Regions from separate parts of the Homo sapiens genome. Here region 2 is linked to region 1. A link is a loop called in an ENCODE intact Hi-C map of the cell type or tissue named here. Cell type or tissue: A673. All regions are shown on one strand. Links, peaks and the distances in the headings refer to the core of each region. The heading gives the core; the rest is flanking DNA.

What was found. A loop is a pair of places that touch in the nucleus more often than their neighbours do. Peaks named below come from ENCODE experiments on the same cell type or tissue, not always from the same donor. Only the 100,000 strongest peaks of a DNase experiment are listed, where the experiment ranks them.
Region 2: a loop joins it to region 1, with 4 times the contacts of the local background. A loop is called at or near these places in 56 of 110 quality-filtered maps.

Annotation. Positions count from the first base shown.
Region 1 is chr7:3,151,832-3,160,567 of GRCh38, forward strand. LOC100129603 (a long non-coding RNA gene) reads right to left here and starts at 6,742. Exons shown (of 4, transcript NR_126024.1): 1 at 6,660-6,742; 2 at 6,307-6,424. In A673, for the core only: a CTCF peak has its summit at 3,255 (motif pointing left); a DNase peak (open chromatin) is centred at 3,240.
Region 2 is chr7:2,877,508-2,886,243 of GRCh38, forward strand. No RefSeq gene overlaps it. Among named protein-coding and RNA genes, the nearest start is that of GNA12, 38 kb to the left of the region's middle. In A673, for the core only: no CTCF peak of the experiment used is centred there; a DNase peak (open chromatin) is centred at 4,824.

The DNA.
Region 1 (8,736 bases), core at 2,205-4,704:
TTGAATGTGAGGTTGAGCAACTGTTTCTAAGCCCGATAGGCAATTTTGATGCCCCCTTCTGTGAACTGTCTGTTTATATCTTCTTGAACTATTTTTCTCTAAAGTCTCGGTTTTCTCATCCATAAAATGGGGAAATGAGAGTACGTATCTCGCGGGAGTCATGAAGATTTAATGAATCAGTGGCCATAAGGAGCTTTGCGAAGCAGCTTGCAACAGAGAAAACATTATCATTTTCATTACACGCTGGGTGCCAGACACATGGTGGCTATCAAATCTTTTATCTTTTTTCTCCTTCCCTCCTTCCTTTTTATTATCATTATTATTATTATTATTATTATTATTATTATTATTATTATTTTGGTGTTCTCCATACAGAGGGTTGGGCTTGGGAAAGAAAAAGGCCCACTTAAGAGAAAGACCACATGTTGGGCTGGCTGGAGGCAGGAGCCAGACAGGACCACACAGTGGCAGGGGAAATTGTCAGGAGCTAAGGCTGGGGAACTCAAAGGGGGAGTCACTTTGACATGAGTGGTTTTGGGGGTTGAGAAAAGGGGTCTGGGCTGGACATAGTGGCTCATGCCTGTAATCCCAGCACTTTGGGAGGCCGAGGCAGGCAGGTAGCTTGAGCTTACCAGTTCAAGACCAGCCTGGCCAACATGGCGAAACCCCATCTCTACTAAAAAATAAAAAATACAAAAATTAGCTGGGTGTGGTGGCATGTGCCTGTAGTCCCAGCTACTCGGGAGGCTGAGGCAGGAGAATTGCTTGAATCCGGGAGGTGGAGGCTGCAGTGAGCCAAGATCGCGCCACTGCACTCTAGCCTGGGTGATAGAGCGAGACTCCATCGAAAGAAAGAAGGATAAGAAAGAGAGAGAGAGAGAGAGAGAGGGAGGAAGGAAGGAAAGAGGGAAAGAGGGAAGGGAGGGAAGGAAGGAAAGTGGGTCTGATCTTGAGTCGTAACCATGGGAATAGTGAGGATGGACCACCTCCCATGTTCCCAGCACTTTGCCTGGACAACATGCCAGTGATATGGGACCGATCATTTCTCTCCATCTTATGGCTCAGAGGGGCTAAGCGATTTGCCCAAGGTTGCACAGCACGTGAACGGCAGGTCAGAAATGCGAACCCAGGATTGTCTGACCCCCAGCCCCTGCATGCTCCACTACCCCATCTTAAGAGATTGCCTGGCTTCTAAGCAGCCCTGCCCTTTGGTGGAGGAACCTCTGAACACCTGGGTCAGGCCGTGAAGCCCAACCATTGGCATTTCTAGATTCCTCTGCTAGAATTTTAGGAAGAAAGTTGGAAGCCCCCAGAGTCATTGTGCACCCTTCTGCATTTCTATATCAAGTAGGAGATGCATTTGTTACCACGCTAATTAGGGCAGAAATTAACTGAAATGCTGAGTTTTAGCAGAGAGCGAATCGGCTGCAGGTGTCAGTAATTAGCGAAAAATGAGTCATTTGATGTTTGTAGACACACAGCCTTCTCAACTTTGATTCAAAAATAAACTTCGTGGGCACATTGTTCTGAATCACTCCTGCTAATGCATGTGTCTATCTTAATGCTGTAATTCAGTATAAATATTTTAAATAAATCAGTAATGTTGCTTTTCAGTGGCAGTACACACATGAAATTTTCTGTACAAAAATGGAGTAAGAATAAAATATTTTTAGTAAGATCGGTAGAAACCTGAAAAACAGCCATACAGAAATTACTGTTTCCTTGCTCTTGGTTTTTTTCCTCTCTCTTTCTTTTGGTTTCTTGGAATATAAATAATTCACCTCCAATATCCTGTCCTGAGCAGGGACTAAGCAAGTAAAATAAACAGCATACTGGTGAATACCTGCAGGGTTTGGAAATGGAATTAAAAATCCCCCTTAAACTAGACATTCTCCTGTTAGTTCACTGCTTGGGAACAGCCTGAGTTCTGAGGTGGGTGGAGTAAAAAGGAAACTTACACAGAGGTAGATGTAGCTGTGTCTTCTAAAGCAAAATCTATTTCCTTATCAAACTAGTTAAGTTGGCCAATTATGAGATACGAGAGCATCTGTGTGTGGAGCAGGTGGGAACAGAAGCTTGGAAATTATTTTTCCTCATGAACAGCAGTTGTGTGCACATTTGTGTGTGTATGTGTGTGATGTGTATGTTTGTGTGTGTGCATTTTAAGGCTTAGGATCAGTGATTGCATTAACCATAGCCCAACAGGAGACGTCCCCACCATGAAAAATTGAATGCAAGTGTCTCATTGTCTCCTTTTTTTTTTTAGAGACAGGGTCTCACTCTGTTTCCCAGGCTGGAGTGCAGTGGTGCAATCAATCGTAGCTCTCTGCAGCATCAACTTCCTGGGCTCAAGTGATTCTCCCACCTCAGCCTCCCAAGTAGCTGGGACTATAGGGGCACACCACCATGCCCTGCTGACTTTTTACATTTTTTATAGAGATGAGGTCTTGCCTGTGTTGCCCAGGCTGGAGTGCAGTGGTGCGATCGTGGCTCATTGCAGCCTCAAACTCCTGGCCTCAAGTGATCCTCCTGCCTCAGCCTCCTAAAGGGCTGGGATTACAGATATGAGCCCCTGCATCCTGCCTGGTGTCTCACTCTTGAGCAAGAGAGGTGCTGGCCCCTCCCACCCCCTGGCTCGGTTCTAGAGCGTCCTGCTGCTCTGTCTCTGAAGCACGCATCTGCACACGAGCAAGTCTTGGGTTGACCAGGGTGGGGTGTAGGAGGAGACTCTCCTATGGCCTGTGACAAGGTGAGGGGACTCTGGCCCCAGCCAGCCTGACAGCTTTTGTGGTCAGAAGTTGGCTGGTCAGTGATGTAGGAAGAGTTGACTCAACAGATTCTCTTCCATACCATGGCATCCTTGAGGTTAACTAGTTGAATGGTTTGAAACAAAGTGAATGGGTTAAAGTTGGTGAATTCATGATTCGTAAAAAAAGAAGAAAAAAGCTCTCATTGGTCACCTTTGGAGGTCAGCAGGATATCCCCTCATTATTTTGAAAACTGGTCAGTAAAAGGGAAAAAATTTAAGCATTTATCGACCTTTCTTATGGCAACGATACATCAGCGTGACCAAGTGGTTGATAAGGGGAAGGTCCTTGTTATAGAAGTATTCTAGCTAATTAAGGAAGAGGAATGTAGACTTTGAATATCAGCATTTTACATCTCATAATGAACTAATGGATCTAAGCAATCACCATTACAAACCGTGAACAACCTCTAAAAAAGACACAAACCAAGCACTCTGTGCCCCCCAGTGGAAGGACAGGACACTACACCATGAAATATTCTTGTCAAATCCCCAAAACTGAATGTGATCAACCCTAGATCCAACTACTGATCTATAGAAAATGAAGAGGACAGAAGAACCTGTCAAATGACACCATGGAGATGTCATCATCAAAATCCAGACTGTGGCCTGTAATCCCAGCTCTTTGGGAAGCCGAGGTGGGTGGATCGCTTGAGGCCAGGAGTTGGAGACCAGCCTGGGCAACATGGCAAAATTCCGTCTGTACAAAAAATATAAAAATTATCCAGGTGTGTTGGCATATGCCTGCAGTCCCAACTATTCTGGAGGCTGAGGTGGGAGGATAACTTGAGCCCAGGAGGTTGAGGCTGCACTGAGCCGTGATTGTGCTACTGCACTCCAGCCTGGGGCACAGGGCAAGACCCTGTCTCAATAATAATAATAATAATAATAATAATAATAATAATAATAATTCAAGATTGTGCAAGCTGTGGCTAGCTCTATAGGACAAATAATCCAATTTTTTCATTAAGTGAATTGTAAGGAAAAGAGGGAAAGGGTAATAGGTTAAAGAAGGCAGAGACCCAACAGCCCATCGCAACATACGGATCTGATTTAGATCCCCAGGCAGATGTTAGAATAATACAAGAAAAAATATCTATGAGACAAATTAGGGAACTTTGAACACTGCACATTTGATTAAGGAATTATTGTGAATATCTTTAGCTGTGATACTGGTATCGTATTTATGTTTTTGAGAGATGCCTACTGAAATATTTACATGTTAAGTGATACTGGTATCGTATTTATGTTTTTGAGAGATGCCTACTGAAATATTTACATGTTAAGTGACAGAATGACTGAAATCTGCTTCAAAAGATTCCAGGGCTCATCTAAAGTGGGTAGAGGAACAGATGAAATGAGATTGGCCCTGAATTGAAAATTATTAGGGCTGCGCGTGGTGGCTCATGCTTGTAATCCCAGCAGTTTGGGAGGTCAAGACCAGAGGATCACCTGAGCCCAGGAGTTCCAGACCAGCCTGGGCAACACAGTGAGACCCTGCCTGTACTAAAAATAATTTAAAAAAAATTAACCAGGTGTGACGGCTCGTGCCTGTAGTCTCAGCTACTGGTGGGGCTGAGGCAAGAAGATCATTTGACTATGGAAGTCTAGGAGGTCGAGGCTGCAGTGAGCCCTGATCATACCACTGCACTCCAGCCAGGGGAAAAAGTGAGACCCTGTCTCAAAAATTAAAAAAATAAAGCACTACATTTCCTTTCTAGAAACACACACACAGGCAGATGTGTTCCATGAATCCCAATAACTGGGACAAGGAGAGGCGGGATGTCTGCAGTGTGGGATGATTCTGGGCCTCTGAATGACACTGAGCGGTCTGGGTGGAAATCCGCAGATTTTCCATCTTCCAGGGCAGAAGTCGGCATGCTTTCTGTAAAGGACTGGACCGTGAATATTTTAGGTCTTTTGGGCCATATCATCTCGGTCACAACTACTCATGCTGGTTGCACGACAGGGGCCAAAGACAATATATGAAGAAATGGGTGTGTCCCTGTTCCGACAAAACTTTATTTACAAAAACAGGCAGCAGACCGCATTTGCCCTGAGGTGGCAGTTTGACCAGCCCTGTCCTGTTGCTGGACAGAAGAACTTTCTGTGATGACGGAAATGTTATTTCTGTGCCATCCAGTATAGGAGCCATTAGTCACACGCAGTTACTGAGCACTTTGGATGGGGCTAGTCGGACTGAGGAACTAGTTTTTAATTTTTATTTAGCTTAAATTAGTTTAACTTTAAAAAGTCACATGGAGTTAGTTGCTACCACGTTAGACAGCACAGTTCTAGAGAGCCCAGCCCAGCAACTAAAAAGGAGGAGAGGCTGGGTGCGGTGGCTCACGCTTGTAATCTCAGCACTTTGAGAGGCTGAGGCAGCAGGATTGCTTGAGGACAGGAGTTTTAGACCAGCTTGGGCAACACAGCGAGACACCGACTCTATAAAAAAAATTTAAAAATTGGAGAAGTGTAGTGGTGTGAGCCTGTAGTCCCAGCTACTCAGGAAGCTGAGGTGGGAGGACTGATTGAGCCCAGGAGTTCCAGAGGAGCCTGGGCAACACAGTGAGACCCTGTCTCTACAAAAAGTACAAAAATTAGCCATGCGTGGTAGCATGCACCTGTAGTCCTAGCTACTCTGGAGGGTGAGATGGGAGGATCACTTGAGCCTGAGAGACGGAGGTTGCAGTGAGCCAAGTCTGTGCCACTGCCCAGTGAGCCTGGGCAACACAGTGACACCCTGTCTCAAAAAAAACAAAAAGAGGAAGAGGAGATGCAGCCCAGGGAGAAGAACTGATTTGTCTAAGACGTGGCTCCAACCTTTGGGTTCATGCTTCTCCCTGCGCCACGGTATGAAGTTGCCTGAACTCCAGAACCACTAAGCAATGAGGCAGGTGACCTGGGCTCTGATCCTCAGGCTGGGACCTGGGGAAAGCCATTCACCTTTAGTGTTCTGCTGTGTCTCCATGTGTACGAGGACCACACCCCAACCTCCTCGTCCATTCACCTGTGGGGGCCACCAGGGGGATCACAGGAGACAATGTAGGCAGAGGCCCTTTGAAAACTTCAAAGCGCCCCGGGAGTTTCCGGATGTTCTGCATTAATTTATCTAATCCAAGGTAGGAAAGTGAAACGTGGGCTATGAAAGACAGGAGGGAAGTCGGGTGATTCATCGCTCGGCTGGAACTCTCGCGGGTTAAATCTCTGTTTCAGTGAATTTCCTGGGGAGAATTCAGGGCCGTGTTCCAGCTAACAAATTCATCCCTTTGCTTTGACTCTGAACCATATTCTGGGACGGCATCAAAGCCAGCCTCCCAAGAGTCGCTTGGGGACTGTCTGGGCCCCGAGCTCTCCGACCCTCCTGCCTCCACTCTGCAGATGCTCCTGCTCCCATCTCCCCAGCACAGACCCCACCACAGCCTCCTGCCTGGCCCCATCTGCCATCCCTGCGGCTGAGCCCGACTGAGAGTGAAGTCCTTCATTAAATCAGTGCCTACCTCGTCCTGCGGATGGAGGTCATTCTCAGCCTCATTCCCCTTGCCAGAGAAGGATGTGGGGGGAGGCAGGCAGGGCAAAGGCAGGGAGACATCCTCTGGTCCAGAATTGATTCCTCTTCTGAAAGAAAGAAAAGCAAAGATGTCCCTAAAGGGGACATTAAAACTCTCAACAAGACCCTCAGGCTGGGAGTCTTCTTCCCAAGGCCAGGGTCAGGCCTGAGAGGTGTTCTCAAAGACCCGGAGTGAAATCCTCTTCCTAGACAAAGATGATTCCAAGGATGATTCCAAGTGGGAAGGGGAGAGAGGGGCCTTGCACGAGGCAAGTAACTAGGCCTGTGGGAGCAAGTTCGTACCGTCTACCCTCTGTCAAACTCTGTACTTGAAACGGTTCATGTTTTTTAAAAGGATGGGCGTTTTAAATCCCTCCATTCCGCTCTGCCCCGTGATGTAATTTAGAAATCACGAGAGCTCTCAAAAAAAAAAAAAAAAAAAAAAAAAACAAAAACCAGCGAGATGTGCTCACAGACCTTGGTCCGCAAATGTTTTTGCCAGATGCTGAGAACCTAGGCAGAATCCAGAGCAGCTTTTATAGAGGATTTGATGTTTAACTCATCATGGAGAGGTCCCTGATCTCTCCCTGGAGAAAAAGGAAGTCGATGGGGTCGTTTGTACGGCGAAAACTACAGCATGATGTTGGAGGGATCAGGGAGCCTCCTTCAAGGGTTTAGGGGGCTCTGGGTCAGGGCCTTTCTGGACGGTTCTTCCCTTGGGAATAGGAAGCCAGGATCACAGAGGGGAAGGGTCCAGCCCAGATTTGGAGCTGGATACCCTAGTGGGTATCCCTTAAACAGGAGCAGGTGAGCCTGTGTTACAGGACCCGATCTGGACCCCAAGAGAGGGTTCTTGGATCTTATGCAAGAAAGAATTCAGGGCGAGTCCATAGAGTAAAGAGAAATCAAGTTTATTAGGAAAGGAAAGGAATAAAAGAAGGGCTACTCCACAGACACAGCAGCCCCAAGGGCTGCTGGTTGCCCATTTTTGTGGTTATTTCTTGATGATATGCTAAAGGAGGGGTGGATTATTCATGCCTCTCCCTTTTAGACCATATAGGGAACTTCCTGACGTTGCCATGGCATTTGTAAACTGTCATGATGCTGGTGGGAGCGTAGCCGTGAGGATGACCAGAGGTCACTCTGGTGTCCATCTTGGTTTTTGTGGGGTTTTGCCAGATTCTTCACTGCAACCTGTTTTATCAGCAAGGTGTTTAGGACCTGTATCTAGTGCTGACCTCCTATCTCATCCTGTGACTTGGAATGCCTTAACCATCTGGGAATGCACCTAGTAGGTCTCAGCCTCATTTTACCCAGCTCCTCTTCAAGATAGAGTTGCTCTGGTTCAAATGCCTCTGACATCTGGGTGGTAGGGTTGTGCTGCCTGGCTTCTTAACTTCCTGGCTCAGAACCCAAACCTGTTGCCTCTGGCTGCCCAGCCAATGGGACTGTGACAGCTGGGACAGGAGAGCCACTGAGCTTATAAACACCTGTGAGCAGGTATCCGGTAGCCAGCGGGGGGAGAAGCGGTGGATAGACACAGGGCTTCCCAGCTTAGGCAGGAAAGGACTGGCTTCCCCACCCACCCTGTCCCCATACCCCCCTACCACCACCACTTTCTGGAACTTTCCTTAAACAACTGCTGGGCTGTTGCAATTTGCTGCTTCCCTTCTTTTCTTGTTAAAACATTTTATATTTTAAATTTGTTTGCAGACAATTTCCGGAAAAAAAAATAATATGTGTGTGGGCCACATTCGTCATCCTGCAAATTTTATTATTTTTTATTATTAGAGATTGCAACGTGTGCCTCACCATGCCTTTTTCTTCTTAGTAAAACTAAGTTGAGTTTAATTTGGCTAATTAAAAGACACGTAACTCAGATATCTGAGGCATATAGAGTTACCACATTCACAGAGTGTGAATAGGTTACCTATTACCTAAATAGAGTAGAAAATAGGTTACCAGGAGCTGGGAGGAGGGTGCGATGGTTAATACTGAGTGTCAACTTGATTGGATTGAAGGATACAAAGTATCAATCCTGGGTGTGTCTGTGAGGGTGCTGCCAAAAGAGATTAACATTTGAGTCAGTGGGCTGGGAAAGGCAGACCCACCCTTAATCTGCGTGGTCACCATCTAATCAGCTGCCAGCATGGCTAGAATAAAGGCAGGCAGAAAAATGCGAAAAGAGAGACTGGCCTAGCCTCCCAGCCTCCATCTTTCTCCTGGGCTGGATGCTTCCTACCCGCCAAGTTCTTCAGTTTTGGAACTCGGACTGACTCTTCTTGCTCCTCAGCCTGCAGACAGCCTATTGTGGGACCTTGTAATTGTGTGAGTTAACACTTAATAAACTCCCCTTTATATATATATATATTCCATTAGC
Region 2 (8,736 bases), core at 3,455-5,954, 270 kb before region 1:
GCCCCACCCAGCCAATTGACCCCCAGCACCTTCCTTTTTCGTCTCCTCTCTGCCTCTTGCCTTTACTTGCGAGGGGACCCCTGTATGAACATCTGCCTCACTTTCTCCCAGCCATCGTTCAAAGTCCAGTTCTATTTATTTTCTTTCTTTTTTATTTTCTTACAAGACAGGGTCTTGCTCTGTTGCCCAGGCTAGAGTGCAGTGGTGCAATCATAGCTCATTGTAGCCTGGAATTCCTGAGCTCAAGTGATCCTCCCACCTCAGCCTCTTGAGTAGCTGGGACTACAGGCACGTGCCACCATGTCCGCCCGCATAATCTTTTTTTTTCTTTCTTTTTTTTTGAGACAGAGTTTTGCTCTGTTGCCCAGGCTGGAGTGCAGTGGCACGATCTCGGCTCACTGCAGCCTCTGCCTCCCAGGTTCAAGCGATTATCCTGCCTCAGCCTCCCAAGTAGCTGGGATTACAGGAGCATGCTACCACACCTGGCTAATTTTTTTGTATTTTTAGTAGAGACAGGAATTCACCATGTTGGCCAAGCTGGTGTCGAACTCCTGACCTCAAGTGATCCACCTGCCTGGGCCTCCCAAAGTGCTAGGATTACAGGCGTGAACCACCATGCCCAGTCCCGGCTAACGTTTTCGTATTTTTGTAGAGATGGGGTTTCACCATGTTGCCCAGGCTTGTCTCAAACTCCTGGCCTCAGGCGATCCTCCTGCCTCGGCCTCCCGAAGTGCTGGGATTACTGATGTGAACCACTGCACCCGAACTCTATTTCCAACTTTTATTTAATTCATGCATTCATTCCACATCACTTACTGAACTCCTACTCTCTGCTGGGCCCTGCTGGAGGATCTATACCCAAGACCAGCCTCTGCTCTTCATGAATTTACAGCTTAGTGCTGTCCAGGGTAGGGGTACAGATGTGTGAACAGGTGGTCCTAGGATGAGTGGGGGATGTTGTTCATGGAGGAAGTACGGGGTTTTGGGCACCAGAAGATGGTGATCTGGCCTTTTTTTGTGGTGGGGGTGGGTGCAGTAAAAAATGTTCTGAAGTCAAAGTTGCTTAGAACATCAAGGCACACAGCCTGGCTGTGGGTCCCTGCAATGCCCTGGGGCAGCTGTCCTTCGTTTTTTTCCTTTTTTTCTTTTTTTCTTTTTTTTGTTGAGACGGAGTCTCACTCTTGTCACCTAGGCTGGAGTGCAATGGTGCAATCTTGGTTCACTGCAACCTCTATCTCCCAGGTTTAAGCTTCTCCTGCCTCAGCCTCCTGAGTAGCTGGGATTACAGGCGCCCATTACCATGCCTGGCTAATTTTTGTACTTTTAGTAGAGATGGGGTTTTACCATGTTGGCCAGGCTGGTCTCGAACTCCTGACCTCAGGTGATCTGCCCGCCTCGGCCTCCGGAAGTGCTGGGATTACAAGCATGAGTCACCGCACCCGGCCGGTCCATTGCTTTTTAGTGCCCCCTCTTGATGTGGACCGGTCTGTGAAAGAGGAGCCAGCACTAGAGGGTCCCTCGTGGCCAATTCCACCTTGATCTGGGAAGCAACACAGGCTGCAGCTGGCCTCTTCAAAGGGGCAGGAAGTGTAAGCTGCCTGTGTTTCCGGGAGCGGGGCCCCTAGTTAGATGTGCACGGGCAAACGCTACCATGGCTGAGTTTGAAAGGAGTAGGAACTGGCCTGACATGGGAGAGGGGTGGCCCATCAGAGGCAGGGAAGCAGGGTAGCAGAGTGCTCATTGTCACTGGAATGTGTGTGTGTGTGTGGACGCACGTGTGCATCCGTGTGACTTGAGTGTGTTTGCACATGTATATGTGTGGCTGTGTGCATGCCAGAGTGAAGCACAGGTGTGTAGTCCATGGATATGTGTGTCATGGGAGTGTGCATGTATCTGTGCCTGACTCGAGTGCATTTGCACGTGCATGTGTGTGTGAACGTGTGTGTGCATGTGGACATATGTGACCATGTGCATGTGTGCATGCCTGTGAGCAGCACATATGTGTATATGCACGTGTGTGTGAAAGTGCATGTGTGTATCTGTGCATAACTCGAGTGCATTTGCACATGCACATGTGTGTATGTCTGTGCATATGGGCATATGTGGTGTGTGCATGTGTTCATGCCTGTGTGCAGCACTTATGTGTATATGAACATATGTGTGAGTGTGCGTGTGTGTATCTGTGCATGACTGGAGTGCATTTGCATGTGCACGCGCATGTGTGTGAATGTGTATGTGCATGTGGACATATGTGACCATGTGCATGTATGCATGCCTGTGTGCAGCACACAAGTCTAATTGTACATGTCTATGTGTGCCTGTGAGTGTGCATGTATCTGTGCATGACTTGAGTGCATTTGCATGTGCATATGTATGTGTGTGTGCCTATGGGCATATGTGGTATGTGCATGTGTTCATGCTTGTGTGTAGCACATATGTGTATATGAACATGTGTGTGCGTGCATGAGTGTATCTGTGCATGAGTGCATTTGCACGTGCATGTGTGTGAATGTGTGTGTGCATGTGGACATATGTGGCCATGTGCATGTGTGCATGCCTGTGTGCAGCACACAAGTCTACTTGTGCATGTCTATGTGTGTCTGTGAGTGTGCATGTGTGTATCTGTGCATGACAAGTGCATTTGCACAAGTGCACGTTTGCGTGCATGTGCGTGTGCGTATGTGTGTCTCTGTGTGAATGTGTGCATACATGTGGGCATATGCATGTGTGCAGCACATGTGTATTTGTACATGTACACGTGTGAACATGTGTGCATGCATGCATTCGTGTGTGTGTGTGTGTAGGGATAAGGTGGTAAAGCCAGCACGGGAAGCAGAGACCAGACTGTGCAGAGTGTTGGAAACCGGGCTACAGAGGGCAGATTCTGCCAGAAGGCAGCAGGGAGCCCTGGACATTTCCTGTCCATATTTGCATATAGAAAGACCCCTCTGGGAACAGAGAGGAGAGTGGGTTAGAGGGAACCAGAGTGGACAGGAGACCCTGGCTGTATCCAGTGGGAGGTGATGGTGGCCTGGAATTGGGGGCAGGGCGATGATGGAGAGAAAGGGGCTGTGAGATGCGTCCAGGCAGGAGGCTGGCCAGGGTCCTCCCCCAAGTGGCCCCCGCCCCTCAGTTTCTCCAGCTGGGCCTCTGCCCAGGCTGGCATAAGCCTGCCCTGGGTCCCCCTCGGACTCTCCCACACACGTTGATCCTGCTTCTCTTCCGAGCCCATGAGGCAGGGATGGTGTCTGAAAATTGCTTGTAGCCCTCGGGGATACAAAAGAGGCAAAAATCGATACCAGCACGCAAAAAAGAAAAATGCTAAATGGAAGGGAACCGCCTTCTGTTGATGCTTATGGGGGGGCAGATGCTTGGTTCAGCCCCATTTCACAGAGGCTGCGGGCAGCAGTGGAGGCCCAGCCCCACCAGCCGGAGCCAGAAACAGCTCAGGATCCAAAGCATCTCTGAAAGAGGGTGGGAGGTGCTGCCTTGGGGCTGCACTTGGGACAAGTCCCAGCTTCTCCTGGCCTTGCCCTCCTCTCCACCCCGAAGCCCCTCCCACAAGGCTGCCGAGGAGGTCAGAGATTGGGGAGTCCGGGCTGGCTGCCCCAGCCAGTGGGAGGTCAGATCCTGCATGAAGCTGGGAGTGGCGGGCAGACAGCCCACCCTCCTACCCGCAGACCAGAGGTAAACATCTGATGCCCAGACGGAGGTGCAGAAACTTCTAGATGCAGCCAGCTGCTCTGCAGTGGGGAGAAATATAGATCTTGAAAAAAAAATCCTATGGTTCCCAGAGGTAACAGCGTGGATGCCACATTTGCAGGCGTTTCTGTGCACACGCAGCCTGCGCAGTTACCATCTGAGCTTCCCACGCGGACCGCCCATACTGTTACCCTCAGCTGCCTCCTCGCGCCAGTGCCTCCTGAACATGTCGGGATCCATGGGGGCTGCTTTGCTGTTTTTCACCAGCCCAGAATTCCCTGGGTCCCATATCCAGCTGCTCTGTGGCCTATTGGTGGTCATTTGTCCTTTTTTTCTTTTCTTTTTCTTTTTCTTGAGATGGAGTTTTACTCTGTTGCCCAGGCTGGAGTGCAGTGGCGCGATCTTGGCTCATTGCAAACTCCACCTTCCAGATTCAAGCGATTCTCCTGCCTCAGCCTCCCAAATAGGTAGCTGAGGCTCGCCACCACGCCCAGATAATTTTTGTATTTTGAGTAGGGACAGGGTTTCCCCATATTGGCCGGGCTGGTCTCGAACTTCTAACCTCAGGTGATCCGCCTATCTCGGCCTCCCAAAGTGTTGGGATTACAGGCGTGAGCCACCAGGCCCCCTTTTTTTTTTTTTTTTTTTTTTTTTCTGATGTTGGGCTATTTTAAGCCACGCTGCAGGGGGTACCCATGGGCACCATCGGTGTGTCCTGTGGGGAGTATTTCTAGGTGCAGAGTGTTAGAGTCACTCACTGGGTCCTGAGATGACCACTCCGTGCCTCAGTTTGCTGATCTGTGAGATGGATTCTAGCCCTTCCTCCTTTATAGGATTAAAGGAGGGAGAGTGCGAGATGTGGGATGAGTTCTCTGATTTCCATGTCCCGCCTGGGTGTGGGTGGCTCAGGGCATGGGCCCAGAACCCGGCCTCTGCACCCCAGCCTGGCCAACCAGAGGACAATGCCCGGCTTGGGAGAACAACCGGCCCTTGCTGTCAAGGCGTGAGGATTAGATGCAGAATAATGCAGTCCCCGATCAAACCTGCAGCTGTAACTCAGGCCCCAGACGCTGCCAGTGCCATAAATTTGGGGGGAAAGTGCAGCTCTAGCAGTTTGCGAACAAGAGCGGGGGAGGCTGAGTGAATTACAGCCCAGAGGAAGCGAAGGCCCCCTGCCTGGCATTGTTAGCCCCAGCCAGGGACTGATTGCTCACTGCCTTTAATGAAATTGAATTTTAATTTATATCCCAACCCAAGGTGGGGGACAAGGGTGTGCCCGGGCAGAGGTGGGCTCAGCCCCAGGATGGGGGCTCCTTCTGCAAGAGGAGCTTGCAGCCAAGTCCTACAGGAGAAAAAGATGGGCGCCCGGGGAGCTTCTCCAGCCCAAAGTTTCGAGGTCCTGCCAGTGCGGGCTCTGGGCAGGGTGCGGCCCCCGTTTGGCAATTCCTGCCTTGCTTAGGTGCAAGCCCCTAGAGGGCTCAGCGAAGGGGAGTCCCCGTCTCTTCCTTGTGAGAACTGGGAGCTCTGCCAGGTTGCAGGGGGAAGCCTGGGGAGAGGGGGAGCGTAATGATTTGTGGGGTTCGTTGGGAGCCCCCAGCTCCTTCACCTCTCCAAGGTTCCCAGATGACACATGATAACCCGCTGCACCCGATTTCCATATATCGCATGGGGCTTTTGAGGCCTTGCCAAGTGCCAGGTGAGGCTCCACGGGCACCCGTGTGGCCTTTGCCTCCTGTCTGTGTGCACCTGCTCTGGGTGGTCGAGGAGGGGCCATACCTCGGGGGCAGGCTGGCCTGGCTGCCAATCCCACCTGCACATTTCCTGGCCTTGGAAAACCACTTCCCGCCTCTGAGCCTCAGTTTCTACATCTGCAAACTGGAGATGAGGAGCACACCTCCGCCCAGAGCATCTGAAGGGGGACAGGAAGTTTGCAGGAGCTGCGGTTCTGCAGCGGCGCTTTTCCAGACCCTGCTCCGAGCTCATGGTTCAATGTGCTGGCGGCCAGCTGGGGGTGGGGGGTGATGGCCATCAGGACGCCACCCCCGTGGCCACGGCAGAACAGTGGTCTCCTTACGGCCCAGTGAGGAGGGGCCTCACAGAGGGGCTGGCAGGCGTGAGGGCATCCTGGGAACAGGGTTCCCGTGCAAGGGTTGCGCCTGCCGGTACAGGGGCTGGGAGGGCCAGGGCCTCCCTTGCGGCTGAACAGACGGGCTCAGGAGGCAGGCAGGTGGGGGCTGCAGGCCTCCCCCGACTTGCCTGGGAGCCTGGGAACAACATCTAGGGCTTGTTCTCTGCCTTCCTCACTGTGGTGGCCCCAGCAGGGCCCCTGGACATGCATCTGGACCCTGTAGTGGCTTCCTCTGTGGCCCTGAATGCCTGGTCTCCTTTGCAGGCCACAGGTCCCCCGTTAGTAAAGTGGGGAGTTGTCCTGGCTCCTGAGGACCTGTGGATGCCTCCCTACCCTGTGCTCTCCCCATTGTGCCACCCACACGCACCCATGAGCCCCAGAATCCACGTGTGGGGCCACGGCTCTCAGGGCTTTCGGGCCAGTCCTGCTCCCAGCCCTGCCAGTGTGCACCGTGGCAGGGCCTGTGGCGGGGGATGGAAGGCAGCTGCCTCCCTCAGTGACTTAGGACAGGTTGATCAGGCTGCGGCTGATGAGTGAGGCATAAATCCATTGGCTGCTGGTGGAAATTATTTTCTGCTGGTGGAGCTGTCAAGTGAAGCCATCGGTTTAGACACAGGGTGTGTGTGTGTAGGAGAGAGACTGGGGGAAAGAGAGACTTCCACACTGACTGTGCTGGGGGCGCCTTTGGAACCCAGGAGACATCTTTAGCTCCTACCTTTCGATTTTCAGGTGGAGAGACTACTCAGGCCCAGAAAAGGACAGGCACTCGGTTGAGGTCACACAGCAAGGGAGTCGGGAAGTTGGAAGGAGGAGGATGTGGAAGACGCAGTTTGCTCCTGGGTCCTCAGAAAGGAGGCTGGGTGTCAAATTCTACCCTTAGGAATTTTAGTGAGCAGGCGGTGCCTTTGTGCATAGAAAAAGATGCCCCATCCTCTGGGTGGCCCGGCCCAGCACCAGGGCGTGTGGCCAGTGAGCAGGCACAGGCCGGGCTCAGCCCACCTGGACCCCTGACTGCATGCAAAGGGTTCCAACTGGCACCAATGTGCCATTCCTGACCCCGCCTTAAACAAACGGATTATAAAAGGAAATTTTATAGCCATAATTTATGGGCAGCCAGCAGTGCTTGCCAAACATAGACGATAACACAAAAATAAATATGTCTCCAATACATTTTATACTCTTTTTTTTTTACCCCCCAGAGACAGGGTCTCTCCCCACGGTCCAGGCTGGAGTGTACTGGTGCAATTATAACTCACAGCAGCCTCCTGCTCCTGGGCTCAAGCGATCCTCCCACATCGGCCTCCTGAGTAGCTGAGACTACAGGCATGCACCACATGCCTCACTGATCTTTTTGTATTTTTGTAGAGATGGGGTTTCACAGGCTGGTCTGGAACTCCTGGGCTCAAGCGATCCTCCCACCTCGGCCTCCCAAAGTGCTGGGATTATGGGTGTGAGCCACTGCGCCCAGCCCTATCTTATATTATTATAATATTTATGATATAAATATGTATATATGACATAGATGCATATATGGATATACATACTTTTTTTTTTTTTTGAGACGGAGTCTCGCTTTGTTGCCCAGGCTGGAGTGCAGTGGCGTGATGTCCACTCACTGCAAGCTCCGCCCCCCGGGGTTCAGGCCATTCTCCTGCCTCAGCCTCCCGAGTAGCTGGGACTACAGGCGCCCGCCACCACGCCTGGCTAATTTTTTTGTATTTTTAGTAGAGGCAGGGTTTCACCGTGTTCACCAGGATGGTCTCAATTTCCTGACCTCGTGATCCGCCTGCCTCAGCCTCCCAAAGTGCTGGGATTACAGGCATGAGCTACCGTGCCTGGCCAGATATACATACTTTATATTTGTATAATATTATCGTAAAAGGTTTGTAATCCCAGCACTTTGGGAGGTCAAGGCAGAAGGATCGCTTGAGCCCAGGAGTTCATGAGCAGCCTGGGCAACACAGTGAGACCCTATCTCAAAAAAAAAAAAAAGTGCAAACCTGAAGTGCAAGCAAACCTGCTTATGAGGATTAATTGATCAAGTTGCTCTCCTGAGGTTTGGGGAAGGAATGGAGGATAGCTGAGTTTTGATGGGGACTGTGGCTGGGGGTCAGGGCTGGGCAGGTGCCATGAGGTAGGGTGCTGGTAGCAGGTGGCAGGGGATGGGATGGAACAAGGTCTGGCTAAGCACCAGGCACTGGGCTCAATGCCCTGCAAGTAGCTTCCCTGCAGTCCTGAAGGGGGGCTTGATATCCTCACTTTATTTTACCTTTGTATCTTTTTTTTGGAGACAGAGTCTCACTCTGTCACCCAGGCTGGAGTGCAGTGGTTCAATCTCTGCTCACTGCAACCTCCAACTTCTGGGCTGGAGCGATTCTCCTGCCTCAGCCTCCCGAGTGGCTGGAATTACAGGTGCACACCACCACGCCTAATTTTTGTATTTTTAGTAGAGATGGGGTCTCACCATGTTGCCCAGGCTGGTCTGGAACTCCTGACCTCAGGTGATCCACCTGCCTTGGCCTCCCAAAGTGCTGGGATTACAGGCGTGAGCCACCGTGCCTGGCTGTATCTTCTTCTTTTAAAATAATTCAAACATACAGAACACTGCAGAGTAGCAGAATGAACCTGCCAGGTACCTGCCTTCTAGCCCTATCTGGTCCCAATATGCAGGTATTTTCTTGGTATCTTGTGAAGAAACAGACCATGATAGATGTTACTGAAGCCCCACTCCCAACTTGCTCCAACCCAGCCCTCTCCCCTTCTCTGTCTCCTGAAGAAGAGCCACCTTCTCAGTTGATTATCCATTTTTCCATTGCAGGAATTTATACTGTTATTGCATATGTACATAACCATAAATAATATATGCAGTATTGTTTTTCAATTTCATAGATCTGTGCCCATTTTAT